Regions from separate parts of the Homo sapiens genome. Here all the other regions are linked to region 1. The links are chromatin loops, found by intact Hi-C in ENCODE. Cell type or tissue: dorsolateral prefrontal cortex. All regions are shown on one strand. Links, peaks and the distances in the headings refer to the core of each region. The heading gives the core; the rest is flanking DNA. Region 1 overlaps ACACA (acetyl-CoA carboxylase alpha). Region 2 overlaps ACACA (acetyl-CoA carboxylase alpha). Region 3 overlaps ACACA (acetyl-CoA carboxylase alpha).

What was found. Peaks named below come from ENCODE experiments on the same cell type or tissue, not always from the same donor. Only the 100,000 strongest peaks of a DNase experiment are listed, where the experiment ranks them.
Region 2: it touches region 1 in a loop (15-fold over the local background); 5 of 110 quality-filtered maps call a loop at or near these places.
Region 3: a loop joins it to region 1, with 2.4 times the contacts of the local background. A loop is called at or near these places in 5 of 110 quality-filtered maps.

The regions. Positions count from the first base shown.
Region 1 is chr17:37,169,729-37,180,489 of GRCh38, forward strand. It overlaps ACACA (acetyl-CoA carboxylase alpha), which reads right to left. Exons shown (of 56, transcript NM_198834.3): 41 at 9,532-9,678. Among named protein-coding and RNA genes, the nearest start is that of SNORA90, 70 kb to the right of the region's middle. In dorsolateral prefrontal cortex, for the core only: a CTCF peak has its summit at 4,692; DNase peaks (open chromatin) are centred at 4,693 and 7,683; H3K4me3 peaks cover 638 bases; H3K27ac peaks cover 4,576 bases.
Region 2 is chr17:37,082,877-37,093,637 of GRCh38, forward strand. It overlaps ACACA (acetyl-CoA carboxylase alpha), which reads right to left. Exons shown (of 56, transcript NM_198834.3): 55 at 6,062-6,198; 56 at 2,116-4,563. The coding sequence ends at 4,440. Among named protein-coding and RNA genes, the nearest start is that of MIR2909, 55 kb to the left of the region's middle. RefSeq lists an enhancer at 6,851-7,352. In dorsolateral prefrontal cortex, for the core only: a CTCF peak has its summit at 6,247 (motif pointing right); a DNase peak (open chromatin) is centred at 6,245.
Region 3 is chr17:37,105,843-37,116,603 of GRCh38, forward strand. It overlaps ACACA (acetyl-CoA carboxylase alpha), which reads right to left. Exons shown (of 56, transcript NM_198834.3): 51 at 7,246-7,423; 52 at 5,689-5,801. Among named protein-coding and RNA genes, the nearest start is that of MIR2909, 77 kb to the left of the region's middle. RefSeq lists enhancers at 1,237-1,841, 1,842-2,446. In dorsolateral prefrontal cortex, for the core only: no CTCF peak of the experiment used is centred there; DNase peaks (open chromatin) are centred at 1,809 and 5,709; H3K4me3 peaks cover 1,103 bases; H3K27ac peaks cover 4,477 bases.

The DNA of each region.
Region 1 (10,761 bases), core at 1,628-9,627:
TTAATTGAAGAATAATGACTAACGGAGACCCCATCATTAAATCCCTCTTTTTGGGGGTCTTCTCTTTCTCTCCAACATTTTTATCCAGGTGAAACCCAGTGAAAATGACATGCCAGGACTAAGAGCTGAAGGAAGATGGAAGAGCTAAGAAATTAACAAAAAGGTACCCTGTAGCCCGCATGTAAGTGGGTGGGTTTATGGTCTAATGAGTTTTAGACTCAAACGGGCAGTGCCAGTGTCGTCTTCTCTGATCACTGCCTCTCTCATGCACTGACTAAACAAGTGGTCCTAGGTACTTACTACAAATTATTTTGTCATTACTATAGCCATGAATAAGTTTTAAAATATTTAATTTCAGATCATTTTTCATAACAGAACATTCCAACGAGCAGGTTTATTAGGTTTAGGGTTATCAACCTAAGCTGATTATCTTAAAGTGAAAAAGGGAAGAGGATGAAAAGAGCTACAGTGAATAAGCTAAGGATAAGCAGAAATAAATATTTGTTTCCCTTATACAAGTTCTAAGGCAGAACATATTTCTTTGGCTACATTCTGATTCTGGAATGAACAGCTCAAGTGAGGGAGGAGGGGATGGGAAGGAGAAAGCAAGCAGAAGAGAACAGTCTTATTTAACTGTTTTTATGTGGGTAAAATGATTTGTGCCACAGTATTTCCATAAGAAGTGGGACCATTATTTTCCTGTAGAAACACATTTGGTTTGAAAAGTATCACTGGACAGGACGTGAAAATCAAACCAAATGAATTATTCACAACCTCCGATCAGAGGTGATCATTATTTCTGATGCTCCAAACAGTGATTAGGATTCTGCCCTGAGATGTCATTTTCTCGCTGAGTAACACCAGCGATACAGAAAGGCATTATCTATCTATCCATATATGTATTTTTTCTGCTGGGAGGACCTTGGTTTAATGTTACTATAACAGATAGTGAAAACATGATAATATTAACATTTATTCTGATGGTGCCCATAAATGCCATTAGTCTGACACAAAGTGTCAACACTAATCATGACCCAAAATTAACACCAAAATTGACATCAACATTAATTGTACTATCAATGTGAATAGAATGTGCAAGCACACACAGGCACTTCCCAAAGCTGCTGTTGTTACTACAAAATAAAACAACAATATTAAGCTCAACAAAGAAATTTGCAGGAAAAGCTAAGGGCAAAACATGCCAGGATTTTGTTTTTTAAGGGTGAAAGACATATCCATCAACTCTAGCTATGCTGTGGGAAGCAGAAAGAGAATATCTTTGCCACAGCTGCCTTTCTTACATCTCCACACTTTGACTTGAGCTCTAACAATACCTTTCCATACAGATTTAAATACAGGTTAGGCTGTGGCTGAGATGTTGAAGCTGTATTCGTTATATTCATGCTAAAAGCCTTGCTATATTCATGCTAAAATGATCTTGAGTTTTTTTTGGAAGAGTCTGTAAAACCTATTGTTCTAATTCTGCTAATGCCAGGAAGATGACTACCCTGCAAGGCCCTTGAGCAGCAATACAAAGAATCCAAGCATGTTAGCGCTAACCCAGACTTGGGCATCATCTGCATCATAAAGATGAGAAAACTAAGATCCAGAGAGCAGGAATCTGAACTTGAGTCCCTTCTCAGATATATAACAAAATGTTACCTCTTTCCCCCTTTTGTATCTTGTATCCAAGCATGAAAAAAAGAGTTTTTCAGCTCTTAAGAAAATTATTTTGAGCTCCTTCACATGATCACAGAACACTAAATAATAGAACATTGATATCTGGCAAATAATACAATATGGAAAGGCATTGACATATTTTTCAGCATGGCTTTTCCAAATGGCACAAATTAAGTCAAATATTGTATTTTAAGCCTTATGGCTTACTTCAAAAATGGCTGAACAAACTCACCTCAACCTCTCTAAACAGCGATAAAAGGGTAAGAAAAATATAACTTAGAGCAAAAAATTTTCATCCCAGAGGTAATTCTTTGAAAATGTTATCAAAGATTAGAAATAACAATTTTGAACAGGGAAATTATTTCTCCCTGTAACATTTATATACATGAAACCACAGTAATTTTACACATGTACACACAGTAATTTAATAAGCATAGGAATTATTTTTTAACAAACATGCAGTGGAGCACATAGAAGCCAGCGGTATTTGAGAAATGGGGCCCAGGATTAATTGGTTGGTATGGAAATTAACCAAGTTGGCCTACTATAGTCCCAGAAGCCTTGTCCATTAATCATACGAATGAGTGCTGAACTCTGGTGCCCCCCGCTACTCCTCATTCTCTGGTGTCATCTGTTGCTGTCCTGATGTTCATTATTGCCTCTGGTTGGAGCTGTAAAGTTTCTTGACATAGGGTACTATGTCACATTCTTTTTCAGTAAAATCTTACAACTTAAGACAGGTATAAATATGCTGGCAAGTACATTCTTTTGTTTGAAGGCTATCTCTAGACTTATTTTTGAAAGAAACTGAGGAGCCCTCCACAAGTACTACTTTAGTGAGCCAGTGGATGCATTAGGATTTTCAAAGTCAATCAAGGTTACTGAGCCTCATTTTGCTATCAAAAAAATGAGTAAAAACTACTCAACCTGATGAGAAATCTCCAACACCAATAATAGTCATTCAGAAGGAATTCTGAGAAAAGTATATACATCCCAAAAGAACAGTGTCAGAAATTCATTAGAAGTAATTCCATGGTAGGAAGACTTATTTTTCAAAATTAGCCTCCATATTTTTCTAATGAGGGATCCAAGTTTGGTTTGGAAGATCATTTTAGACAAAGACTTGCAGCCAAATATACTTACTTAGAATGGGAATAAAAGAACAAAAACATAGAATTAACATAAAATTATCTTACCATATATGCCATAATATATCTTTCTCTATACTTAATCTCAAGGATTCAAAATTGATTTTTCAAAGCCTTGATGAAAAATAAGGCAAGCACAAATTATGAATACTTATGTATAATCATAATCATTTATGGATAATCATAATTATACATAATCATATGTATTTGACCCTTTTCTGCTGAGGATCCCAAAGCACTTATAAACATTCTCCTATCTTTAGGGACAGATTAATGGCAAAGACCCTTTTTATAAGTTGAACAATCAATGCATAGACCATGGTCCTGTTTTACAGACCCGCTTCGCTTAGGTCTATTTCAGAACTCACCTTCAGCATAGTACAATTTAAATATGCCTCTTTTCTAACACATATCTAAAAGACTGACACTGACTCAATTTCTATACACAGCATGAAAAGGCAAACTGATTTCAAAAGAATGAAACAAAAGCAAGGTAAAGTACATCCAAATTAGCATCACATTCATGGAGCTATTTTGAGGTTAAATTGAGTAAAACAATTTAAAAAATCTAATGTTAAATATTTGGGTCCTGTGTTCATGAGAAATGGCCTACCCTTTTCTCACCACCAAAACCCGTAAGCATATACACACTCTCTACAGGCAGAGTTTTAGAACATAATGCTTTCCACTAGAATCTGAGTCCAGGATAACCCAAGCAATTCCTTTGAGGGTATGGAAAATGTCAACCAAGTGAATTAAGACAGAGGGTTATGGTGGTTTTTCTAAAATAAGAGGTCCTTTGGGTTAAGAGGTCCAGCCTAAGAACTGTCAAAATGGATCTACTAATTAATTTCTTCTAATCTTTTAGGCTTATATAAGCTTACCAACTTCCTTTCCCTACCAACTCCTAAATTGTTTTTTTGATACTCAAATTAGAGATTCAAAGGATTATAGTAACATGTAAGTGAGGAGCCCAGTCAAAATGGTAAGATTTGTTTAAGCTGGTCAGTAGATGCAGGGGTATTTGTCATATCACTGTGTATTTTTTTATATGTTTAAAATAAAAAAATTAATGAGATGCTATACTTTGGGAGACATAGGATATCAGTACATTGCCAACAATTAAAACAATAATTAAATATGGGTATTAGTTGGGCTAGCAGTTCTAAAACTGAACCCCTAATCCCCACTGTCCCTACCATTTCACCCCTGAGAACATAAAGCAGGACTAAAACCAAAATACCAGTCATGATGGCAGCTAGTCTTTTTTTTTTTCAGCCAGAGTCTCACTCTGTCGCCCAGGCTGGAGTGCAGTCGTGCGATCTTGGCTCGCTGCATCCTCCACCTCCTGGGCTCAAGAGATTCCTGTGCCTCAGTCTCCTGAGTAGCTGGGATTACAGGCGCCTGCCAACACGCCTGGCTAATTTATATATATATATATATATATATATATATATATATATATTTTTTTTTTTTTTTTTTTTTGTAGCGATAGGGTTTTGCCATGTTGGCCAGGCTGGTCTCAAACTCCTGGCGTCAAGTGATCCGCCGACCTTGGTCTCCCAAAGTGTTGGGATTACAGGCATGCGCCACCGCGCCTGGCTGTCAGCTAGTCTTTAAACTTTAATTTACACTACTTTATTTCCTCTTCAATCATCCTCTTCTTTAAAAAAAAAAAATAGATCCCTAATGCAAGGTTCAAAGGATCTTCAACCAAAGAGTTAAAATTGCAATTGCTTATTGCAGGAACACTAGGTAAAGGCTACTATACCAACTGAAAAAAGAAGGACACCAGTGAATCTGCCTCAACAAACAAGGCCACTCACAAGGCTCATGTGAATGCTAAGCTGCTGAGAAGGAAAAACCCTGACACCTAGCGCCCATCTGAAAAAATGAAGGCTCAGAGCTACCACAATTCTTAAGAGTGGTAGTGTGTGTAGAGGTGACCATCAAATTGCATTCAATTTTTTTTTCTTTTTCTTTTTCTTTTTTTTTGAGACGGAGTCTCACTCTGTAACCAGGCTTGAGTGCAGTGGCGCGATCTCGGCTCACTGCAACCTCTGCCTCCCGGGTTCAAGCGATTCTCCTGCCTCAGCCTGCCAAGTAGCTGGGACTACAGGCACCCGCCACCACGCCTGGCTAATTTTTGTATTTTTAGTAGAGACAGGGTTTCACCATGTGGGCCAGGATGGTCTCGATCTCTTGACCTCATGATCTGCCCGCCTCAGCCTCCCAAAGTGCTGGGATTACAGGTATAAGCCACCACGCCTGGCCCCAGTTGCATTCAATTTTCAATATACTTTCCTCCCAGAAAAACTTTTATACCAAGAATTCCAGTCTCTGAATACCAACCCCTTTTTTGGATATACATCTTGTACCTAATTATTATAACTGCTTCCAAATACAACATCGCAACATCGTCTTCTCATCTCAGTTTCTCATTATGACAGGCATGATGAGACAGAATGTTAAAAAGCTGCCCATGTTCTGATATGGTAAGAAAAACAGGGTCCTAATTTCTACTAGCACTAAAGTTACTATGGTAGTTGACTCTCTAACATATCTTTCAGCATTGCCCACTTTAGAGATTACTGGTCTAGTTCGCAGAGCTGATAAAAAGAAATAAAATAAAAGAATGCTAGTAACTTATTTCAGAATAAACAAGAGCATAGTCTCAAGAAGGCTAGGATTTTCTTTGTCCTACCAGGCAAAGTTAAGTTGTTCTCTGTCAAGTCCGTTACAGCCCTTGGCTTGATCTTAGCCTGAGCTTTTTAATAACAGGATTTAGTGCGAAAAGCAGCTGTACTGGATTGCGAACTGTTACTCAAAATGTCCCCACCTGCAATTATAGCTTCCACCAAAAGATCAAAACAGGTTAGTAAACTGGCAGGAAAATGAAAACAATTCCTCCAAAATTGAGAAGTGGTAAAGCAGAACTGTTGGATAGCTGCATTTCTTCTGTATCCAGGCTCAACAGCACACATTCATCTAGCTGTGTATTTACATACAGTGCCCATCACTGTACCAACACAGCAGCTAGAAATGAGATCCGTTTAGTCTATGCTGCAATCACATTTTCCTCAATTTTCATCTTTACTTGAAACTATTAAGAAAAATCTTGGACAACTCATCTTTGGAGCTATCTGCAAGTAACGTAGTTCACAGATTTAGTCTACATCTTTTTTATTCCTACTCTAAAGTCATACTAAATGTAATGCCATTCAAATATGACAATGAGAAAAATGTGTTCTCCTATACCTTTCATCATGCATTAGGTGGTACTCCTTTAGTTACATCTTTCTTTATGGGGAAGGGACAACTAGGAAAATAGAAAGGAGACAGTAGCTAATACAGCATCAGAAAAGCTCTGTCTCCTGCTCTAAACACAGGCATAAATGTTCAAAATGCAGGTCACATCTCTACTGAAACAGCCAATATTCCTCCTCAAATGGCAAAGAAGTTACCTAAAACTAAATGGAACTGAATTGGTCCAAGTCCTGGTCCCATCACCTTTTTACCTATTTACTGTCCTGGAAAAAAAAATTAGAAAGACTGGCCACCCATACAGCCAATGGTCTGATAAGTGCAGGTTTTCTGCCTTCGATCATGGAGAAAAGCACCTCAATTCATGGGAAAACTCTGAAGGAATCTCTCATTTTACCCTTACTCCTTACATCCATGTGCTAGTTTTCAAACTCAGAAACTCCAATCCTTGAAGGTAATGCAATACCACCCACAATGATGACCTGGTAGAGCCGTCACTTTTGGAGAACACCACATTATGATGATTTAATGTCTACATAGCACCAATGCATTTACATTGAGCCTTGGCTTTCAGAACATTAACAGGTCAATTTTTTATTCTTTTGTAATAAAACTATTTCTCAAGGCTCTGTCCAGATGCCCATTCTCTTTGGGACAGGACAGATTTACTCCAAATCTCATCAGCATGAGCTCTGTTCATTCCCTTCACATCATTCTTGGGGTAATATGTAGAGTGCCAGGCTCATGACAAACTTGCTCTTTGGCCAAAGAAAATTAAACCGCAATAGCTGAAAGTCAACTTGCCCTGATAAAACTGGGCTCAGCACGAGGAAATACATCCTACTGACACTTTGTCATCTCTTAGGCACAGCTGTCCCTCAGAGTTCTGACTGCTGAAACTCCATCCTTAGATTGGTCAGTCTCTCAGTGGACATGCTCCATTGTATGTTCAAGCTATTGGTAGCAGAGTTTGATACTAACACCCCAACCTCATTCCTGTTGTGCAGTGCCCTATAATCTAGCTAAGGCCAATGACTGACTTCACCAGCCATCCTGGGCATTAGTCACTAACTGCTCACAAAAGAACATCAGTCTAACTCCTCCCAAGCTCAAAGGCTCAGAAACAGCAAGCTAACACTCAGCCTCAATCCTAGTCAATCATTTGAAAAGAAAAACAGAACAAAGAAAATAGGCAACTAAGGAGGGAAAACTGTAGAACAAGAAGAAAGTGAGAACTGACAAAAACTCAAAATCTTTTGAAGAAATACTATTCACTTTCTGGTTTCAAAACTATTAAAGCACTGGACAAAGGAAAACATGTGGCTCCTATACTAGATCTACTACTAGTCATAGCTATAGTCCTATGCAACTGTTTAAGACATATCTTTTCCACTAAGGTTTGTTAGGTCTTAAAGGGGTTAAAAAAAACCTTTAATTTTTAAAAAATTCGTGTGTGTGTGTGTGTGTGTGTGTGTGTGTGTGGTCTTTGGGTACAGAGGCCCGTATAATAAGACTATTTGTATTCATACTGGCAGAGTAAACACTACATGTTCATGCCCAGGCAGCTCTGTGCTTGTAATTTCAGCAAGAACAGAGCTCTGTCCCTCTGGGACTTCACTATTCCCTGAGTCTCCATTCGCTCAAACACAGAATGAGGGCAGAAAGAAAGCAGGAAAGAAAGATCATGGCAAGGGGTTTCACACAGCACTGCAGCTAGCTTTCACGTGGCCAAAAATCTCATTTTGTGTTTTAATTACATTAGTTAAAACCATTTTGCTCTCAGCCCCATGTTCACAAGGGTGCCTTCCATTCCTGAAGACTACACTGTTCAATGAATCAGAATTTAAGTCTAGCACAATGAAGCTTTTCTTTGCTGCTGAGGGGCTCACTAGGCAGATGCTACATACAGTGGCAGAAACCTCTGTTTCAACTTCGTGTGCTGATGAGTATATATCTATGCTTGTCAAAATGTTTTGCATCCTTCCACCCCAGTCCTCTTGACTTTGCTATTTGTTGAGACTCCTACAAGTCTGATACTCTCCATCTGGTCCAATGCTTGCATCCATCTTGATACCAAATCATCTACTGTTGGCATCCACTGGCATATTACTGAAATAGCCACACACCTTGTATATATAGTGAAATTTTTTGAAAAAGATTGAGCAAAATAGAAACAAACTGCTTATTATTTCCAAAGGTCTACCCAGCCTATTTGTGGTGAAAACACAGGTAAAGATTACTCCTTCAATGGAATGAAATCTTTCTAGGGATTATATTTAAGGTTGAAATAAAAATATCTCTCTTTTTAGGTTTGTTACTGGTATTATCATTGTTATAACTGTACATTAGGAGCACAGTTAAAATCAGAAAGAATCATAATGCATGGACAAGAGTATAAGAGTATAGGGCAAAATAGGACTTTATATCACTATTCATAGGTTACTCTGAGAGAAAGGATGCCAAGGCTAGAAAATGCATTCTTGGGATAATTATCAAAAAATGGGTTCTTTGCTACATTTTTTATGTTTGAACCCCTAATTCTGATTGAGCCCCTTCAAGAACACATTTATCATGCTCACAACAGCACCAGATCAAATGAATTGAGCATGGAGAAGACACTGAAAAATGCATTTATTAATATGAATCCAAATAAGAAAAAACATTAAGCAAAACAATACTTTAAATGTTTTCATTATAGAAAATCCTGGCTGGGCACAATGGTGCACACCTAAAATCCCAGCACTTTTCGGGGCTGAGGCAGGCAGATTGCTTGAGCTCAGGAGCTTGAGACCAACATGGTGAAACCCCATCTCAAGAAAAAAATACAAAAATTAGCCAAGTGTAGTGGTGCACACCTGTAGTACCAGCTACTCAGGAGGCTGAGGTGAGAGGATCACTTGAGACATGGAGGTCAAGGCTGCAGTGAGCTGAGATTGAGCCACTGCACTCCAGCCTGTGTGACAGAGCGAGACACCATCTCAAAAAAAGAAAAAAGAAAAAAAGAAAATCCCCAAATTTCACACATAGACAAAAACAGGGAAAATAATCTATTTTCATGTACCTATCACCTAGCTTCAATGATCAACTCACGACCAACCCTGTTTCATCTACACACCCACCCTCACACCTCTTTATTTAGAAGCAAATCATTGCATCTGTAAATGTCTTAGTCTGTATCTCTAAAAGAAAACAATATTCCTTTTTATTTTTTTAAAACTGAGTCCTTTGTGTTAAAACAATACTATTTTAAAAAGCAAAATCATAATACCATTATCACACCTAAAAAATTAATAATTTCTTGATACTCAGTCAATGCTCTCTCTAAAGAACTCTCCCAACAAGACTACCATGCTCCAGTGCTATTTAATGACCACCTCACAGAAAGCTGGTACTAGTGGGCACAGAGATAAGAAAGGGAAGGGGGGTTTCAACTACTTGCCTCATTTCCTCCTGGAAGCCTGTTCATGTGGACCAGCTGACCTTGATCATCCAGTACCAGTTCAGTGTAAGTCAGCATGTCAGAAGGCAGAGGGGGAGATGGAAGAAATGCTTGAGTGGACATAGACTCCCAGAGTTTGATCAGGGACTAGTGGAGAAAAGAAGTTTGACTAATCAGTCACAATAATTTCAATATAGACAAAAATAATTATTAAGATTCAGTCAATCTGGTTTTGCCTTCTTTTCCAAGTGTTCTGCAGAGTGTAAACATTAGACTAAATTCTCCAGCTCCCATTCTCAGTTAAAATAGATTTGTAATTACTTTTTACATGCCAAAAGTCAGGCACTTTTCCAAAAAGTCAAACTACTGAGTGATTCCAAATCAGCACCAGAGCATTAACAAACAGGAAAGACCTAACACTATCCTAGGAATATTAAAATTAAAAAACTAAATAAGTAGCATCGACTCCTTAAAACAAAGAAAAGGAAAATCCTAAAGAAACTTGACAACAAAGGAATATCCAGGAAAATGACATGACGCTCAGCTAATAAAAAGAAAATCCAAGAAGGCCAGAATGAAGCTTCTACTAGAAATTCCAGGGAAGAAACCTCTTTCTAATATTTTTCATAGCTATAGGACCACACACAGGAATTAGCTCACTAGATGTGTGTGACTATTTGTAAATGTGCAGATCAATTCTGCTCAATTTTGACACAGACATACCAATTCATTTAAAAAATATTATGATTTCCATTTCCAACTTCCTGTAAGTAAATCCTTTGTGAAGTGGGAGCTAATTCAGCTCTTTCTTTGCTTGCCTCAAAGCAACATTTGAATCCCAAGTGACTCATACATACCTATGTGTCCTAATCACTGTGTTTATGCCTATTATATAGGAAGAATTACTTAGAATGTGATTTATATTATATTTATATAGAATGTGATTTATATTATATTTATAGCACTGGCATTGGGAAACAGAAGTAACACTCAGCTTTTAGGCTAGCAATGCTATAAAAGGGAAATACCGAATGAAGGTATCTTTCAGGAGACAGAACTTGTAAACAAATGGTTGCATAAAGGTAATCTCTTGTATTTGTGAATAACACAGGAATTCTACACAGACTATTTACTACGGCTACATATATTACTTTACTAAAATTCAAATGTGGTAATACTGGTAGTATTGACTAGGAGACTTGGAAAAATCCTATATTCATAGATTTTTTT
Region 2 (10,761 bases), core at 1,916-9,915, 87 kb before region 1:
TGGCTGCTTTCGAAAGCTTTATACACAGCTTTCACGTGCCCATAAACCACCAAAGGACAAACCCTTGCTCCTTGGCCTGGCATTTAAGGATCTTTATATCTGATGCCGGCTTGTTTTTGGGGAGTTCATTGTCTATTACTCCCCCAAGTGACTGCTCTACTCCCCTTCAACCTTCCCAGTGCCCCCCAAATAACTTTGTAAATCCCAGTGCCCCGGCCTGGAATGCCCTGGCTTCCACCCTGCCGCAGCTGGTAGCCTCTCTCTGCCAATAAGCTTCATTTGTCCATACCACTCCCTCTGGCCCATGGTGCTTTCTGCCTCACCATGTGGAACAGGGCAGGCCCAGGTGTTACCCTTCTTGTGCCCAGGGCCTGAGGAGCCAGTGGTTTGAAGGAAGGTTTGCCTTTCAGCTCAGTGCCTCCCTACAGGCCTTTCCCTGCTGCCCTGCACCGAGCCCTGTTTACTAGGGGTGAACAGCCCTCCCTATGGTCCTTAGGCATTTGCGTTCATCGCTGTGTTATTGTTCAGCCGGGGAAAGAGAGGTGGGCCTAGATCTGGATCCTAGAACCCTCACTGTGCAGTCTTTTCCTTACTACCCCAAAGTAAGACCAATGGGGATTTATTATTTCCTTTTGTTGAAAAGAGGAGTGAAGGAAGTGTGGCGCCCCAGCAGAAGAAACTGTATCGGGCAAGCTCCCAGAGGCAGCAGCGGAATCCTGCCTCAGAACCACCAACAGGTGCTGGCTGAGTGCTTACACCTGTGGCCTGTCTTCAGCTGCCTGCTTAGGGAGGAGGGAAGAAGGAAGAAGAGGCCCAGGCCGCCACGCAGACCGGGCTTCCTTGCCTGTGAAGAGCAGCAGTGGGAGGCAAACAGTAGCAATCTTCCCCCTGGATCCTTTATCCTGTATCTCCCTTCTGACTCCCCTTTCTGGAACATCTGGCTCAGGGTGAATCAAATTGATATTTTCTTAACACTCTATTTCATTTTAGAAAAAGCAACCCTTTGCTTTGCAATATATCCCAAAGAGAGAGACAGATACAACATTGAGTTTAATAATCAGCAAAGGGCAGGGATTTGCCTCCTGTGACCTGTATCTTTGCAGACATTCAGGAATTGGTGCTTATTCCTGCCTTAATTATAGGGATTCATAGAAAGCTTTTTTTTTTTTTTTTTTTTGAGACGGAGTCTTGCTCTGTCACCAGGCTAGAGTGCAGTGGTGCAATCTCAGCTCACTGCAACCTCCGCCTCCCAGGTTCAAGCAATTCTCCTGCCTCAGCCTCCTGAGTAGCTGGGACTACAGGTGTGTGCCACTGCTCCCACCTAATTTTTTATATATTTTTAGGGGGTTTCACCGTGTTAGCCAGGATGGTCTCAATCTCCTGATCTCATGATACACCCACCTCAGCCTCCCAAAGTGCTAGGATTATAGGGGTGAGTTACCATGCCCAGCCCATAGAAAGTTTTTTTAGAGAGAGAAACTGAGGCAGAGGGTTGACGGCATGGAATCATGAGCTTCCTGCCCCGAGTGCCTTTTTGTGCCCAGAGTTAAAAATCCATGAATAGCTAAAGAAAGAAAATCTAAAACCTTCCTCTCAAATCTCTAACAAGGGCCATGCGGCCCCAGTGTTTACACTGAGTTATCAGAGCACTCTCAACTTCCTGTATGCTGAGAAGGGACTTCTGAGGAGGACAGTGGGCTCTGGGCTTCCAAGGCCTGGAGCTGTTATCCTCACTAAACAGCTGTGGTCTTTCTTGTCCCTGCTCTAAAGACATTCTCTTTTGGAGGGGACATTCCTGCCAGGACTCCCATCCAGCTCTCAGCAGGAAGAAGTTTCCCATCCTGAAAAACTCAACAGAAACTAAAAAACTGACCCTCTGCTACGGGGTTCCCGAGCATTTGTAGCCTTTCAGAGTTTGACCTTGATTCAGCGGATAAGACAGGGCTGGCCAAGGCCAGCTTTTTACTGCCTACCCATCATCTTTATGCAAGTTCAGGAGACAAAGGGCTTTAGGTGTTACAGGGCCATGGAGGGGCTTGCCCCACACTGAGCCCCTGCTGAAAGCAGAACAAGAAATGAGGTGGCTGGGCATGGATTGAAATGACAAACTGTAACTCTTCTACAAATGTAGAGGTTTATTTCAACAAAATGTGTAAAGAGTGCATCTGAAGCTCCTGCTCATCACAGTATGTGTCCATCAAATTCTGAGACAAGTGAAGGCTGTTTTGTGAACGAAGAGAACAGATAATATGGCGGTCTCCGTCCAAGCAGGTCTTGGTCAATATCCATCATTTATACTCCTCCTGCCTTAGTAGCCTTGCATGTTTGAGGGGCTGTGGGAATGTCAGATTGCTCATGTTCTGTGCCTCCAACTTGAAAAAATCCTTGTCCAGGGTAAGACCTACAGTAAGGAGCTCTGGGGATGGGGGAGGAGGCATTACAGGGTTCTAGAGAGGAAACATACTCGTTTGTGTCATAATTTGGTGGGGAGAGGGGAGGTAAATGAGTGTAACCCACCCTGCCTCTGAAGACATGCCTGGACAGGCCTCCTGGGGGGTGCAGGACTTCATACCACTTGTAGATATGTGGGATTTGATTTATTGCAAAAAAGCATAGAAGAATAATCTGGTCAAAAATGAATCCAATTCTTACTAGGTAAGCAAATAGCCAGCAATGGTCAATGCATTTTCCTGGACTGAGAATTGTCCCCCACCACTTTATGCCCTTTTCTGAAGGTGCTGAACACCTGTACCTTCCACCAGGGCAGCCGGGCTGAGGCTCTGACTCCTGGGGGCTGTCCGCTCCATACCCAGCCATACAGTGCCCACCTGCAACCCAGAACCATTGAAAAGTCCAGCCAATCTATCCGCACAGATTCCTCCTGAAGAAGGGGAGGTGGAGCTCGTTCTTGTGTGCAAACTACAGGGTTAAGGCTCAGAACTGTGGCTTGTCCAAGAACGTTCATACCACTGCTTCTCAAATGTCTTAGTGATTTCCTCCTTGGTCATCAGTGACAAATGCAGTTAGCTGCACTAAAGGAACCGGATGCTACACCAGCCCTGATCACCTGCCACTCTTGCTTTAGGAACAGAGGAATCAGTAAGTTCTTTTCTTGAATAAACTAGTTGTTGAAAGTAAACTCTCTCCACCACCTGAGGAAGCCCCTGATGCCAGTCAGGAGGGGCCAGTAAGCCTGGAGGACAGCAGCACCATGACTGAGTTGTAAATAATCTTAAGGTCATGTGGATTCTGTGTTTCCTGGAAGCCTCCCTCATCAGGAAGGCCAGCTCCTGGTGCTGAGGGTGTAGCTGTCACCAGGGTCCTTTCAGAGCTGTGGGGAGACCTGCTGCCTGTCTACACTCTGGGGAAGAGAGTAGAACCGTTAGCTGCTAGGACAGTAATCCTGGAACTAGGGAAGAGTGAGTGTGGAGGCACCATTAACCTCTCAAAACCATCCAAGCTCCAGGCTTCATAGGAACAACTTTCCAAGTCCTCAAAACAAACAGACTATCTATCTATCTCACTGGCTCTCCACATGGCATAAATAACTAGTTTCCACCAGTGCAGAAAGGGCAGTTCTCTTCTGGCTCCTCCTCTGCCAACTCAGGCTTCACCACCTGTGGAACTGCTGGGGCCCCTCAAGCACTGGCCTTGCAGCTCCCAGCCACATGCGACAGCTAGTCCAGCAGTGACGTGCAGGCGAGAGGCAGGCCAACAACTACCTTTCCCTTTGTCCTCAGAGACTGAACCCAAGGTTGAGGTCCCCTAAATCAAGAATAACTGGTTCTATTTTCTTTCTCTGCTTCTTGGCTCACAGTTTTGCCCTCATCTTTGAGTTCCTATGGAGCTTGTAGTAGATTTTATGCTCTAATTTTTCTTCATAAAAGGTACCGTAGTGTGGTTAAACTGGGAATCATTCCTCTCCAGTGCCTACTGTGTGCTGGGCTAAGAGTCGGGGTAATAAACAATGGACTTGAGGCTTCCTCCTCTCCTTAGCCCTCCTCTGCTGCCTGTGGCTGCGGCTCATGGGGCCAGGAGTGAGGGGGGCTGCTCACTGCTGGGCAACTCCTCACGCTTCCCCATGCTGGGAGGCCAAGGGGCTGTCAGGACAGGAGGGGCAGCCCTACTTTGGTTAGTAAGACCTCATGGTACATGTTTGTACCTTTCATTGCCTTCTCAGTCCTGTGCAGGGAGTGGAGGACTAGGCCTGGCCAGGGTAATAAATACTGAATGGGGTAGGTGTGACTGGTGGGCTGGAGGGGGATTCTGTGATCTTACATCCCAGGATGTCATGCATAACCTGAAACGAGAGGAAGTAAAATGCCATTTGACTCCAGTGCTGGGTCTCCTGTGCCTTCTCATTACAGTGGTTACAGTTGTAAAAGGCAGCTCTAGCCCTTTTCTCCAGAGACAGGGCAGGGACAGGCAGGAAGCTCTTCCTACGTGGAAGGGGAATCCATTGTGGAGAGGATCCGTATGACTTCTGCTCGCTGAGTGGGTGATATGTGCTGCGTCATATGGATGATGGAATCCATGGCAACCTCTGGATTGGCCTGGACCAAGCTGGAAAGGAAGATTGAGAATGGTGAAGAAAAGAGAAGCAGAAGTGTCTAGATGAGGACAGCTAAAGAACTGCCCAATAAACATGTGTGCACCGTCCACTGCAGACATTTTAGTCACGCCTCACCTTATTTGTTTCCCTATATTACAAATATCCAGCCAAGGTAGTGCAAGACAAACCCAAAACATTTTGCTATGTTGAAAAAGGAATTAAACCCAAAACAAAACCCAAAAAAAACCCAAAACATGCCAATGGGGGCATGTCACAAAGACAGCAATTGGGGCATCAAAAGCAGCCCAGCAATGAATTATAAATCAGTAAAAAATAGAACTTCATGAGTCTGTACCAATAATGTATATATAAAAGAATCGGCAGGAGTGAGGACTGAGTGGTGACTGGTAATTGTGGAGGGTGTGCTGGAGTTGGAAAGTTATCATTTTGCAAGCTCATCGTAAAGACTGCACCAGAGGGAAATTTTGATGAAAGCAAGATACTTGCATGGCCTTAAAATGTCTTCCTGCAGACTACTTATTAGGTGCAAGGGGGGAAAATCAGTAATTATACGGTAGAGAAATGGAGCAACATCTTGACCAGCGGATGAAATTAACACGAGGAGGAGCAGATAAACAGCATGTGCCCCCAGATGTGGTGCCCTGTGAAGGTTCTGGCCAGAGTGCCTCACCTGCATCTCATCATGGGGAGACATCAGACAAACTCAAAATGAGCAATGTTCTACAGATGGTAGATATCAGATAAAAGTTTTTAATCAATGTTAAATTTACAAAAGTGGATCATTTTATGATGGTTATGTAAAAGTATCCCTATTCTCAGCAAATGCACACTGAAATATTTGGGGGTAAAGGCCATGATATATGTAACACCCTTAAGTAGTTCAGAAAGAGGAAAAATGTATACACATATGGGAGGGCAGGCACACTCATAAGTGATATAGCAACGGGGAGAAAATGTAACAGGTAAATCTGAGTACAGATATTATATATAGGGGTGTTCTTTGTACTGTTTTTAATTTTATAACTTTTCTGTAAGTGAAATGTTTCCAAATAAACTTTTACAAAAATGCCCCTGCAGTCTCTACCACCGATCCTATGGAGCAGACTGAAGCCTCTAGAAGAATACAGCTAACTCTTGGCTTCAGGAGGTGAGGAGGTGGTTTCCCAGGAAACCACCACACACACAATCAGCTTTCCTCCCAGAGTTGTTCATCCGGTTTGAGTATCAGCATTCAGAGCTAAGAGGTGGGCACAGTGAATTAAGCCTTCATCTAGCTGAGATTACTAAGTGCCCCTGGGGAGCAGTAGCTGAAAAAGAATTGGGCTTCAGGCCATATCTGTACCTGTGGGTCAACTACAGCTGTCTCAAACAGCAAGAGACTGCAGAGATCATAAGATTTCTGCGATCATCTCATGATTTGTTTGGAAACTTTTTATTCCAAAGAAATTAGCCCTCCTTCTCTAGTGGAGTTCCCCACGTTGGTCTCACCTGCGGATTTGCTTGAGGACGTAGTCTCTGCTGATGCATTTGATGTTTTCCTCTATTACCGAGTGAACACCATCCTCCTCTGTCAGCTGTTTCTCTAGCCACTCCGCCAGATCCTTATTATTGTCCCAAACATAAGCCTGCAAACAGATGACTCTTGGTCAAACACCAGGGGTCAGGCCAGGCCGGGACACCCTGACTATTCAGGATCTGGAGTGCTTGCTTACTCCAAAAGTGTGCTCCGTGTCCACGATTCTCCTTCACTGTCAGCATCGTGCAGGAGGAGGAAGTAGGCCTCGAGGCAGGAGCTGTGCCCCTTCTCCTTCTCTTCCTTTATGGACACAGGTGTACACCTGAAGTCTCCATGGGGCTCTCCCGAGCACTCTGGTGCTCATACCCTGACTCTGTCCTGTCAGACTCTAGGGACCCACCTATTTGACAAAGGCTAAGAGAATTCAATAACCTGACAGGTTTGAGAGAACCAGTTAAAAGCCCAAATTACTTAGTAAAATTGTGATTGAGAAGGCAAGGCTGTTTATTTGGTGTTTTGCTCTCAGAGGAGCTGAGACACAATGCCTAAAGTATAAGTCTCTAGCCTCAGTGAGGCCTGGCAGTCACTGGATGGATGAAGTCTCCTGAAATAGAGCCCACTGTCTTTTGATGAGGCACGGACGGGGAACTGATGGGAGGGAAGTCTTGTTGCCAGGGTACAGCCACCAGGTCAGAAACCTAAGCCCCATTTTATTACCTATGAGAGTATTCGAAAGGATCAAGACGTCCATAACCCTGAAAGTCTCAACAAACCACCTCTCACCTCCTTTTCAAGATCATTTAGCTGAGTATTTCCTAGGTGGTTGACTACATAATAATTCAGGAGTGTGTTAGAAGCCTAATAGCCTTCTCCTTGCTCTCTTCTCCTCTCATTTTCTTTACAAATCATTTAGGAATCGTTTTGTTAATGGTTTCCGGAAAACCAAGTACCACAATTAGGGCTCATTCATATTTATGTCATTTTGTTTGGGTAATTAAACACAAAGCTTGTCATTTAAAGGTGCGCTATCCTTCTCTGTTATCACTAACGAAGTCAAAGTCAGAATGACAATGAGTTTGGTGCTATAATTTAATAGGTGGGTGTGTTTGTTAGGGACTCTGAGGCTTTGAGGTTTGAGACGTGGCTACAGGAAGCCTGTATGCAAGCAAGGTCACCAAAGCCACAGCTGTGACTACTGGGCTGCAGAGGAAATGTCTTCATCACAAGAGGCCTCAAGCAGTACAAAACTGAGCACTAGGCTATTTTCTAACTATCTCGTGCCTTCAAATATAATGGTTTCTTTTCAGACTGTCACTTCCTGTCTCTAACTTAGCTGCCGACTTAGTTGTGACTGGTTATTTAATGTATGTCATTTCATCGACGTCTCTGTTTCTAAAAATTAACTCCTTTACATTGGAAAGATGAAGGCTTCCGGGGACTAAGGATCAGCAGTATGTCTCTTTTAGTTCTTTGTCCATTTCTTTTTCTGACTCAAATGTGCCCAGTTCTGTATCTAATCACTGATAAGCAGATCAGCAATTCTTCAGCTGGGGTGTGTGGCCCCGTCAGTGCAAACCTGAGTGACCCTCTCCTCTCTGTGCCTGGGTTAGGACTCCCAGCATCTCTCAAGGCCAAACTGCCTTGAGAAAGTGTTTTGCGCCTAAGGAAAGGAAGTGTCACATCAGCCCCTATCCACGAGGGAGAAGGTAGCACTGCTTTTCCCATAACATGGTTTTAACTCACTCTTGTGACCCAGCTTGCTGCACGCCCCACATATGGATGGGTCCCCCTGGACTCCTAAACGTCGCCACCTAAATTTCAACATTTCCATTTCCATCATTGGCAATTTACTCTTCTGCTCCGTGGTTTCAGGACTTCTACACATACCCCTACTTATGAAGATTGGGGTGGAGGGGAGGAAAAATAAAACAATAAATGCTTCTTGGATTTCAGAATGGAAAAAAAAAAAACCCCAAGATTTTTAGATTTACCCAAGAATCCCAAAGCCTTTAGTTTAGGAGAATATTTAATACTCTTATTAATCATTTTTAATCCGTTTGCTTTTAATTAAGAAACAGCATGATGCTTTCCTATCAACATATGCCAGGGAGCAGATTAATTGTGGCTTAAGATAACTCTCCTTGATTGGTGTAATGTATTAGCTAACGAGATGCCTGCTTCCAACAATGCTCAGACACTACACTGGAAAGCCAGCTACCCTCTAGAGAAAACTCTTCTGCCTTCCCCTCCTGCAGCCACAGAGTATGCTAGGTGTTTAAACATTTTGAAAAGTTCCCAGACAGGATTAGGGCAACGCATTCCAAGTTTTACAGTTGCTTGAAAATATGGGTCCTATAAAAAGATCTGCTGTTTACGCAAAGTACAACTGGATGACAATGACCGCCAAACCCCAGTGGATTACAGCCTAGAGTACATGAAGGAAAGGGGTCTCAAGTTCTAATCAACTGCATGTTTAGCAAAAATAAACAAACTTATGTAAGCATAGTGCCACTGGTTTTTCTCAACAGACCTGGGAGAGTTACCATACTGTTGTGGGATAATTTGCTCCACCTGGGAAAAGCAAGCTCCCTTCCACTGGGTTATGGAGTTTACAGGTTTTTTTTTCTTCCCCCAGACAGGGTCTCCTCCTGTTGCCCAGGCTGGAGTACAGTGGCATGATCACAGCTCATTGCAGCCCGAAACTCCTGGGCTCACGTGATTCTCCTGCATCGGCATCCTGAATAGCTAGGATTACAGGCATGCCCCACCATGCCTGGCAAAACTTTTTTTGGTAGAAACAGGGTCTCGTTATGTTGCCCAGGCTGGTCTTGAACTCCTGGGCTCAAGCAGTTCCCCTGCCTTGGCCTCCCAAAGTGCTGGGATTATAGGCGTGTGCCACTGTGCCCAGCCAGAGCCTACAGTTTCTTGTTTGCTCCCTTAGAACAGTTGTAAGACTCAATTCCAGTCATCCAGAAGGATAGGCCAACCTTATTCCCAGGAAGAAGCCATTATTATTTCCCTCCTTAAAATTATGAAAATGGGCCTGGCACAGTGGCTCACGCCTGTTATCCCAGCAATTTGGGAGGCTGAGGCAGGGAATTGCTGGAGTCCAGGAGTTTCAGACCAGCCTGGGCAACATGGCAAAACCCCACCTCTACAAAAAAATCAGCCAGGTGGGGTAGTGTATGCCTATAGTCCCAGCTACTTGGGAGGCTGAGGTGGGAGGGGAGGATCACATGAGCCCAGGAGGTTGAGGCTGAAAGTGAGTCATCATACCTACTCCAGCAGCCTGGGCAATAGAGTGAGACAAAAAAAAAAAAAAAGAAAATGTGGCCAGTCATTCCTAGTATTCCAGCGTGGACTTTAAACAGGTGTGATATGCTAGGCTGCTAACATCATGACAGGCCTGGGCCCGTATGCCACCTGTCAGCATATCCATCTGTATCAGAACATTTTATCAATAAAATATCAATAATTCTACATCACAACAGTGGCCTGTCCTAAAATGAATGTTCAACAGACACTTTCTGTCTGCATCAGTGGATAAGTATCTCAGGCACTAGTCAGCCTCACTAATTTTATGTAGTAATTAGTCTATCTCACAACATCTAAATGACCTGTTTGGAAAGTTTCATTTCTAACATACTGGATAGCTGTTAAGTCCTCCTTAGACAATGGTTCAGCAGGGCCAAGGAGTGACCAGGGCACAACCTGATGGATGTGAGCCCTGATTACTATACCCTACTAATAACTCACCTTGGGAGCTGCTGGGAGACACCTCCAGCTAGGGAGGCTCCTCCCATTTCTGACCTTCTAGACTTCTGGGAAACACACAGCCTGATGGGTGTAGGGATGGCATACAAATCCTAAGGTACACTCATATTTTGGAAAGACATTTTCAATACACCTACACTTACAAGGCTAAGCCCTATCCAACAGAAGCCCAAGAAAGGATGTGATTTTTTTTTCCAAGGGCTTTAGAGTACAATAGCCAAAGGACATGTGGGCTAGGGTGGCCATCAGACCCCTGTGAACCAAGCTCCTGTGAGCCAATCCCATCTCAGCTCCAGGCCCATAGCAGGGCCAAGCAACACTTTCCAGGTTCTACCTTACCTCCTCCCTGCCTGGCCCTGTGTGAGAAGTTTGGTGTATGAGACTTATTCATCAGTAGCCTGAGGCCAGGTTTTGAGGTCAGTGGAAATAAGTGACCCTGTCAATAGTGCTTTTTCCTATGGTCCTCACAGGGGCCTCTGTTGAGCATTCATTTCACTTGGAAATCCAGAATAAGAGCGAGTGGGTAGCTGTGTGAACAATAAGAATGCACCATGGCATCGGGTTGTGGGAACATGAGAGCATGCCAAACCAAAGAGCGTCTGAGCACCCACTGTGCTCAGGAGTCAGCCCCCTTTCCGCCGAGGTCAATCAGCTGTACATTTTTGACTTGGTCTATGTTGCTATTATTTTTTTACCTTCTAACATGGAGCAGGGGAAACTAGCATATTTTGAATGTCTACTGAGCCAGACATTGTGTTCCATACTTTTTCTTTTTGGAGACAGGGTCTCACTCTGTTGCCCAGGCTGGGGTGCAGTGGCGCCATCATAGCTCACTATAACCTCAAATTCCTTGGCCCAAGCGATGCTCCTGCCTCAGCCCCCTGAGGAGCTAGGACTA
Region 3 (10,761 bases), core at 1,666-9,665, 64 kb before region 1:
AACAAGAGCGAAACTCTGTCTCAAAAAAAAAAAAAAAAGAAAGAAAGAAAGAAAGCAATTTGCTTTGAATGGTTCAATACTTATGATGCTAGAGATAAGAACAAGACCACCCTCCCCAGAAAGCTCCTGAATATCTCAGATGTTAAAACATACTCCCATCCCTCAACCTTGAGACTGAAAAATCAGCATAAAAAAGACTGGAATCTTATTAAGATTCAGAAGTACAAACACAAGCAGTTGTTTAAAAGATCTATGTAATCACATTTTCTATGTTGAAAGAAATTTTTCTATAAACATAGTAAGATAGGTAAAAAAAAAAAATCCTGCAAAACTATTTCTATATCCATAACAGGTGTGCCTTTCTTTACACAAAAGCATTCTTGAAAAACTGCGTAAATCAGATCCTGTTTTAAATGCCTTAAGGGAGCTATTTTATGAGGAACCCTGCAGTGAATCCTTTGGTAAGGCAAATAATCCTTTTGTAATGGGAATAATTTCTCCCAATGTATCTAGCTTTTTTTAAAACCCCATTTTCATATATCTGCTTTTCTTCAAAGGGGGCCATACCTATCTAAATACACTCACATTTGCATATTGATTTTAACAGCAATCCTCTCAGGGGATGTTTAACCCTAAAGTTCCCTGCAACAGTGTTAGTGCTCTACTGTTCATATTTTTAAAAATCATTATATTAATAGAAAACCCAGAGATTTCCAAACAGGAATAAAAAAAAATACTGCTCCCCCATCAGTCCCGTCCCTGTGTTTCCACGCAGACATATCCATATAAAAAAGGTCAGGGAACAGCACAGAATTCTCTGAATTCTTCTGGTAGAAATATGCCTCTGTAGTCTTCATTATTTTCCTTCCCTAATTTGCTCTCCCTATGTCTGGCAGGTCAGGATACGGGGATCTGGTCATTTGGGACCAAGACACATTCTGATGACAGCTTTCTCTTGGGTTCCCTCTAACTAAATGCCTGCCAGGTCCCTCTGGCCATACAGAATTGTGAAACACTGCTTCCTTGGGGGAGGCAAGCCCAGGTGCTTTTATAAATACAATCAGATTAAAGGATCAAACTAAAATGACCCCTTTCTCTTCTCAGAAAATTTTGTCACTATTGCACTAAACTTCACCGAGCCAAATAGCTTCTGAATCAGTGTGAGGGGTAGGTTTTCAGCTACTGCTAACAAAAGAGAGGAGGCAAGATCCCATATCTACCTTCGTGATAGAAAGCCTCGTGTTATTTCTCATCAGCCTCCTTACCGCAAAGGACACAGTGGCCATAGTGTCAGTGAGGACACTCCAAGTTCAACAGGTGAGAGGTGAAAGACCACTCACTAAGGCATGCGTATCGGAACTTCTTTCTTTCCTAGTCTTAACTTTCCAGGCAAAGACATACTTTCTGCCTCAAACAAGCAACTCTGGCTCTTTTCAGCTTTCAGCCTCTCGAAGATGGACATAAGAGTTGGAAAAACACAGCTCAGATACTTTGATCACCTCTGCCAGAAAAGCAGCTTAACCCTTAAGTCCCCTTAGCCCAGGGAACAGTCCTTTTCCTGTCATTCTGGCTGCTAGAGAAGGCTTGGGAGGAAGGCATTCCTGAAGATTTTTACAGAGAAGCGTATCCTCACCTGCCACCACAATGCTCCATATCTGCACCTGGGGCAACCTTGACCCTGAAGGCATGGTGGGTGTGGGCAGGCCTAGAAGGACCAGGCAAGGGCCAGCAGCAGTGCTCACTCAGTCCATGCTGCTGCTCCCTGTGGCAGGCAGTCAGGGCATGTTCTGTGTGGGCGCAGTGCGGTGCTGCATGGCAGGCTGCCCAGCTGCCTGGGAACAGGGCCACAACTAAGAACAAGTTCCCCTAAGCGGCTCCTTTGCCCAGGTGCTCTTCATTTTGAGAGAGAGGGACAGTGGGGAACTTACAATTGCTTCACACTTGGGCTGGACAGTTCTCTCTCCATCTAAATTGATTTGTCATTTCTCTCTGAACACAAGAGGAGGGGAAGGATCCAGGAGAGGACCTCAGGTCACAGCACTCAAGAGGCCAGGCTAGCAAGGCCGTCCCGCTCCACAGCCACTCTCCCTGCTCCTGGCCTTGTGAGGCAGTAGAAGGATGTCAGAGAGAGACAAAAAGGACTTGGAGGGCTGCGGCTCCATTTCCAGAGAAGAAATTTAATTTCCTTAAGGCAACCAAATGGTAGGAAGTAATTCTCCTCCTTGCAATGACTCTACCAAGCCCTGGTTCTGTGAATCAGGGTCAGAACTGATTCAGCAATGCAAGACTCTGGGGCCTGGGCTTTGCTCACTTTTCTTTCTGAGGTAATTCTTCCCTTTACTTCTATTAGGAATCAGTGTAGGCACTATTTACATATTTTCTGTTATAATCACAGACCTGCAAACTAGTAATTCACCATCTTTCCACCCAAACTAACCATGTAAGATGACAAAAGGCCATTTAAAAAAATAAAAATTCTAGAAGAGATGAAGTTAGCTGCTCAGAAGTCAAATATTACTCATTCTTATAAAATACATAGCAATTATGATTTTTTTTTTTTTTAAAGACAGGGATTTGCTCTTCTTGCCCAGGCTGGAGTGCAATGGCGCGATCTCGGCTCACTGCAACCTCCACCTCCCAGGTTCAAGCGATTCTCCTGCCTCAGCCTCCTGAGTAGCTGGGACTACAGGCATGCACCACCATGCCCGGCTAATTTTGTATTTTTAGTAGAGACGGGGTTTCTCCATGTTGGTCAGGCTGGTCTTGAACTCCCAACCTCAGGTGATCTGCCTGCCTCCTCCTCCTAAAGTGCTGGGATTACAGGCGTGAGCCACCGTGCCCGGAGTAATTATGTTTTTGAACACAGTCAATCAGTTGTGCGCTGGTTTGTCTAAGTGATCTGTGAGCACGCTCCCCAGTAAAGAGGCAGATTTGGGGAGAGAACGGCAACACAAGATAACATCCACTCCTACAGGCTTTCTCCTAAATCAGATTTTCTCTGTGGAAATGGCTTTAGATTACAAAAGGAAAGAATCCTTGTTTAATTTAGTTCGGGCTCAGTATTCAGTTGAGGAAAAATCTGAAGAAATCCTGAGAAAAGGAGAACACAGAGAATGAGAATTCCATTCTGGACTCTGATGTACATTTATTTATTTTGTATCTTAGATGATTCACTTTTTTGGCCTCAATTTCCCAGTCTGAAAAATGAGACCATTTTCACCCACTTTGTGAAAAAGAATTTTGGTAGTTTGGTTCTAGGCAAACTAAAAGAGCCAGAATCATTGTGAACCCCAAAGGAACTGGGTTCATAATATGTCCTGTTATATCTAGGCTGACCTGCTTTGTCGCAGAGACAGCTGCCCGTATAGGATATCCCTGAGAGACAGGACTATACTTCTGTTTCTTTCATATTTTCACATGTGGGACTGAGCCACAGAGAATACTGGATACCAAACATGGCCATCTGCTTTTTCTAATGATTAAGACAGAAAGATAATGATGCAATGAAGTAAATGCATGCTCATCTGCTCCTCATATTAGCTAGGCAGAGGTGTGATCTCCACTTTATGGTTGGAAAAAAACTGATGTTCGGAGAAGTTAAATAATTTACAAGACTCGTAGTTCGTTATTCTTATTCCAAGTCCACTGCTCATGTTCCCAAGCTGCCCTAGGCCAGAGCCTGCTTCACATTTAGCAGACTAAGGGTCCTTTTTCAAGTGCCATTTTGGTCAAGGTTAAATAAATATGGTTTTCTCCAATGCGGATAGGAAATTGATAATGAGATGATTTGTAACAAATGATTAAACGGCTATCACTTGGGAGTCTCCTCCCTCTCCCCTTCATGTGCTTCAAAAGTTAAAAGGTGCTGGTTGAAGGTGGGAGCGACATCACTTTCCTTGAAGAGAAAGAAGCTTTATCTCCACACCCCTCACCATCCAGTCCTTCTGCAAAAGGAGAAAGGATCCCTCTCCCTACCACCCAGTTACTCTGAAGGGATGATAACAGCCATTGGGGGGTTAAAAAGAGGCAGTGAACCCCCAGTTAATGAGTAGGAATTCAGCAGGCAGTGTAAGATAAATGGAGCTCTCTCTGCTTCTGCTAGAGTCAGCATGAACTGCGGCCCTGCGGCTTGTTTGTGGCAAATGGAGTGCGCGAAATATCAAAGGGCAGTGATCCAGAAGAAGACCGACTTTGACAAATTTTAAATTGGCCAGAAAGAAAACCAGCAAAAAGAAAAAAAAAAGGGAAAAGAAAAAGGAAGAAAAAAAGGAAAAAGGAAAATGATGCAATTTGCTGTGTCCTGCAATTGCGGCATTGCTGCCTTTGTATGGAATTAGTGGTAAACACAGCGGCAACAATTGGGGGATGCTGGGAGCAATTATGAGCCATCTAAGTGAGATGCTTATCAGTGGCTGAAGCTTTTAGAGCTCTCTCTATGAACAGTTGTAAGTAACTTGCTCTTGAGCTGCAGTTACTTTAATTAAAGTGTACAGGGTTGGTCAGAAGTAATTATTCTGTTTGGAAAAGAAAGAGAAAAAACCCACCTCAATTCTGGGTGGCAATAGATTTTAGAAACAACTCTCATTTCTTGTATGTGTGCATTCCCCATAAAAGGATCAGACTGTGGTGAGTTAGAGTTATTGGTGGCTGTTACCCAGTGGCAAACAATGGGACACAAACAGGGTTTCTTGTAACCCAAGTCACCGTGTTTGGCAGGCAACCTGGCTCAGGGCTCCAAATGCCTGGATGTACAGTCTCCACAGTGTAGGCAAACGGGATTTTTCTGTCTCTGGATGGTGGGGATATACAGTCCACAAATGGTACTTTATTAATTAAATTACCACTTGGAACATAAATGAGCTAGCATCTCTCTTCTCCATTCACTGAGTTTCACTACCTTTTAAAGGCAATCTCTGTTCCTTTAGAAAAAAACAAAAACAAGACAAACCAACTGACAAAAGAACCTCGAGCAATTATCTTTACTAACATAGCAAGGGGCTCAATGGGAGACCTGGGCAGAAAATCAGTGTTTTAAAAGAATCTGAAACTCATTTAGACTCTGGACTCAACACAGGACTCCCATGGTTTAGTCCTATGTTCAAATTGCCAAGTGGCTTCCAAAAGCTCTGAAAACAAATGAGCAACAGAGCAATGGCTGGAAGCATTAAGCACGCCTGCTCTCAGGGCTATTCTGGCTGCAGCTACTGTTTGGAAGCACACAGTGCGCAATCTTTACTTCTATTTCTCTAGCTCAGGAAGACCCCGGAACACCACCTGGGTAAAGACTCCTGCTTTTCTATCCCATCTCTCAGAAATGAAGTGAGCTGTCCAAAGAAACAAGCAGAAACAGGACATATTTAAATCTAGCATATTCTCTGGTGAGGCCTGCCCCCAGCAGCAACTCTAGCTAATCATTCTCTACAAGGACATCTTAGAAAGACGGGCTTTTTGTACTCTAAGGAAATATCAGGAAAAAAAATCAGGTGACTTTTGCTTTTTTAGGGCTCACTTTCCCTATTATACACACTATTTCATTCTACCAGGGTTCTTACCATATAGAGGACAGTAAATAAAGATTATCATGAATTTGATCAAATGCTTCAGTGCCTCCTCCCCTGGCCTATGAATGCACTCATTACAAATCAGCTGAATGGCTCATTGATTTGCCAGAAGGACAAGCAGACATACCCAATCGCTCAGCCAAGTGGATGTAGACTGGGTCCACCCGACGCATGGTTTTCACCAGATCCTTTCTGCGGAATTTGATTTCTACTGTCCCTTCTGGCTCCAGAACAGATCCCCTGGATCAGAAAGAAAGAAAAAACAAAACAGAAATAGAGGCACTTTAAAGGAAGGAGACAACAGAATGAGGCCAGTTACAATTTGTAGACCAGGAAATAGCTTCATTATCATTTTGCCCACCTATGGTTAACAGACATCTCCCCGGGGAGAACAGTAGGCACCAGAGAAGTGTCTAAGTGAGGTATGAGAAAGGCCTGGCAAAAAGCAATTAAAATAATTCTCATTACCACACCAGTCGACTTCCATTTCAAAGGGAGAAGAATACAGATTCCACCACCTACAGCTGATAAGAGTAACAGGAATCACATTATTTTCCAGGGGAAAAAAATGCTGTAGGCACAGTGACAGGGGAACCACCTCCATCACGTAGGATGTACAATAATGAAGGGCAATACTTCATCAATACTATCTATCTATCTATCTATCTATCTATCTATCTACCTCACCTATACCACAGCTGTCAGTCTGCTTGTAGGACACTGATCAGACACACTAAGCCAGGCCAAGTAGGAGGTAAAACATTCTGCCCAGCGCTATGGAAATGAGCAGAGTCAAAGGTCTCAGGGTTACTTTTAGTGCATACTAATGATGTTCAGTCCCCAGAAACTTTACCCCAAACATGTTTAAAAAAAAACCCACAGCTTTCTAGTTTAAAAAAATTATAGATAATGTTTACTATGTACATGGCACTGTTCTAATAACTTACATATAAATCCTTACAACAATCCTATGCCCAGTCTCCATCTACTATGTAGTAAGGTTCTGTGATTATTCCCATTTTACAGGTGAGGAAACTACAGTTTAGTAAGTTATGAGACTCGTCCAAATATAACAAGAGGCAGAACTGGATTTGAAACCAGACAGTCTGATTCCAAAGTCTATAGAGGAATTGTCTCTGATCTGATATCAGATGAGTTTAGGACTTAAAAAATAATAAACCCCTAAGTACAGAATGTAAATAATAAGCCTCTCAGCCTAGAGGTTTGACAGTGAAACTACTGGACTCTCCTAAGCAGCCTTTGACATAGAAGGCTGAATCTGGGGGGACAAGAGAGAAGCGGGCGGTCCACTAAAACGACTGGAGGTAAGAATTTCCTTGGAAAATGTCAAAGAAACACGTTTTGAAGTTTACTTAGGAAAGAGGTGAGAACAGACTATGAAAGGATGCCAGATTAGATCTGTTTTATTTAGGTAGTTTCAGGTACCACCTCCCAATAAGCCTGAGGTTCTCCCTTACAGTTTTTTTGGGTGCTACAAACACCATGGTCTTCAGCTTCCTGAAATGCTAGAGTGAGGACCTGGACTGTAATGGAAGGAAAAAGCTTTGGTTTGGAATCACAGGATGTGGGTGCTGTAGTGCCATGGCTGTAACATTCTCCAGGAGGAAACCAACAGCTACAGGGTCCCTAAAGGCAGTGAATGGAAATGTGGAAGGCACGCTACCTGCTTTCTCGGTCAGCATACATCTCCATGTGCCGGGGGTTGATGGAGGAGTCAATCACCACCCAGGAGCCACCCCGCAGCTCAGCCTGGGGAGGAATGTAAACCAGCACAGGCTGGCAGCACTCCCTCAAGCCATCCACAATGTAAGCACCAAACTTCAGCACTTGGTCGTACATATCTATGGAGAATGAGACAAATTAGAAATCAAGAAATTTCTCTTCCTCAAAGCAGTACTTTTAAACACTGTTCAGGACCTCTGGCCACGAAGAGCCTCCTTATACTATGCCTCCTGTTTGGCCACCCTATAGACTAAAGGGAGTATCGACCTGTATCCCATTCAAGACTCCAGAGGATCTTCAAAAGCACAAGACAGCAACAGAGAGATGCACTGTCTTTCACAAGATACAGTGTGTAAGTCTTCCAGATTGCCTTTCCATTTTATATCCTCTCTGAATTTCTGTACTCACGTTTCACCACATTAATTCACATTTGCTCTACAAACGTTGAGTATTTTTCATGTCAATATGTGCTCTCCCACTACAGTAAGTTTACTAAAGGAAGGAACTATTCTACCTCTTTTCAGTTATTCTCATGATGCTTAGCATAGGATGAGCTCTTCAAATGTGCACCTAATGGAAATTGATCCTTTAAAAATTTTATCTTCAAAAACTATTTTTCATCTTGGTATCCCGATATCCCTGCCCAGTGCCTGAACATAGTTAGTGCTCAACAAATATCTGCTGAATGAATGAATGCTGAATAAATTAGTTATATACTCTGGAAAGAATATAATGAGAAAGAAAGACAAATTCTTTAACAGTTGCATTTTTATAGGGTATCAATGAGAGAAAAATTTTAAAAATACTTAGGAAATACCACACAGCCACATGAGAAGAACAGACCCAACCAGGGCAGCATAGTGAGAACCTGTCTCTACAAATAATAAAAAATTAGCTGGGCATGGTGGTGCATGCCTGCAGTCCCAGTCACTTGGCTGAGGTGGGAGGATCACTTGAGCCCAAGAGGTCGAGGCTGCAGTGAGCCATGATCTTGCCACTGCACTCTAGCCTGGGTGACAGAACAAGACCCTGTCTCAAAAACAACATAAAACAAAATAAACAAAAAACAAGAGAGGAACCACCTCTTCATTCTGCTAAAGACTACACTTTGTAGACTGGGAATGGTAGCTCACACCTATAATCACAGCTCCTTGGGAGGCTGAGGTGGGAGGACCGCTTGAGCCCAGGAGTTCAAGACCAACAGAGAGAGACCCTATCTCTACAAAAACCAAAAAAATTAGCAAAACATGGTGGCACATTCCCATAGTCCCAGCAACCCAGGAGGGTGAGGTGGGAGGATCTGAGCCTAGGAGGCTGAGACCTGCAGTGAGCTGTGATCATGCTGCTGTACTCCAGTGTGGGTAACACAGCAAGGCCCTGCCTTTAAAAAAAAAAAAAAAAAAAAAAGAGTACATTTTGTAATCCCTCCAAAGCCAGGAGCAGCCTGAAGAAAAGGACCCATGATGTACACATAAAGTGAGTCCCTGGAAAACTGGATCAGTTATTTATTTCCCAACTTTTTATGGACTTCCCATTTCCCAGCTCACTGAAGTCCATTGCTAAAGCTTTAGGTTTATGAGTCCAGATGTTTAATGAGTACTTCAGTGGAGCCACAATGGATCCTTTCTAAATACCAAATAACAGGTTCAACTGAGATCAAACTTTCTTATCAAAGAGAGGATCTCAATTTGGAATAAATCAATTCTGGGAATCCAAGGCAAAGAAGCATTTTTCAGGAAGTTAAGAGCAAACCAAATAGAAATTGCTTTCATTGTAGTTACTGGCAAATTAAACTGCCACCTTCTCCAAAGTAAAAATGGCTTAATATACAAACTATCAGTGAGCACAGTTCACTGCAAGGCACATGCTCCACTGCCCCAACCTGGTGTGTCTGTGAAGACTTCAGAAATTCCAAGTTACCCCAGAAAACACCCCCTACTCTATGTGGAATGTGTATGATATGTACTCCATGTATATGATCAGAGTGAAGACATTTATTCCTTTGGGAGAAAAGCTAAGACCAAAAAAATTTACTGCTAATTACACAACTGCTGTATGAAGAGCAGGGAATAAAGGACTTTAAGTGCTTTACGCTAATTCTGTAGTTATGAAAATAATTGCTCAGTTCAAATTATTTTAACTAAATTAATTCTTTAGTGGATATTTCAACCAGTGCTACATAATAAAATAATTGTGTAATTAGCAGTACATTTTTCAGTGCTGCCAAGAGTACAGTCTCCGAACAAGTAACAGAAAAGTGTCCCTCAATGATATCATACAAAGAGAGGAAATGAAAGGTATAGATAAAAGGAGAAAATAAAGCAATAAAAGACAGCACAAAAAGTCATTCTACCTGAAAAAGAAAAAAAAAGTTAGAGGTAAGTGAAGACAAAGTTTCCAGCTCTTTTACTCACTTCTTCTTGTTAAAGACTTAGCTACAACAAAATCTATCTCTGTATTATAATTAACAGATTGACATCTCAAAAAGAAGGGGAGATTTTATTTAAAATGTATTTTCATTCATCTATTAAAAAAATACTAGATTTCATAGTATATGCAAACAGTTTCAAATGAAGATGAGTGTGTGTGTGTGATTTTTAATTTTATGAAATGGACGTGGGCTCCTTTTTGTCATCATCATGGCTAGCTTATTGTGTACCAGGGAACATGATTATATATACACACATATAAATCATTTAATCATCAGAACATTATCTTATTTATATATCCAAGTTGCAGGTGAGTAAACTGAGGCTTAAATAAGAGTGAGTGGTGGAGATAAGACTCAAATCTAGATCTTGTTGGCCCTAATGTCCACATTCTACTACTTCATTCTTTTTTTTTTTTGAGGTGGGGAGCGGGGCGCGCCAGGTTCTCACTCTGTCTCCCAAGCTGGAGTGCAGTGGCACGACCTCAGCTGACTGCAACCTCTGCCTCCTGGGTTCAGACGATCCTCCTCCATCAACACCCCAAGTAACTGAGACTACAGGTGCGTGCCACCATGCGCAGCTAATTTTTGTATTTTTTGTAGAGACGGGGTTTCACCACGTTGCCCAGACTGGTCTCGCTGAGCTCAAGCCATCCGCCCACCTCGGCCTTCCAAAATGTTGGGATTACAGGTGTAAGCCTCTGTGCCCAGCCTCTACTACTTCATTCTTACTGCTAGGAGAGACAGCATGAGACTGGGGTACTCTGCTTTCCAACATCTAATATGATGAGTAAAATAAAACCAGAAAAAGAGACTTGAATACATGACTGAATATTCCCAACTGCTGCTGGATTTCCTCTGTGTTCAGAAATGTTCAAAACTATACTGATAACACTACCAGCCTGTGTGAGGCTTGGATCTGACTGCCAAACAAGTATTTTTCGGCCCCAAGACTGTGAGTAGGAAAGGAGCATCAGGGTTTGTTAAAGCTGACATGTTTGGGACTAATATATTGCCTCCATCTAACTT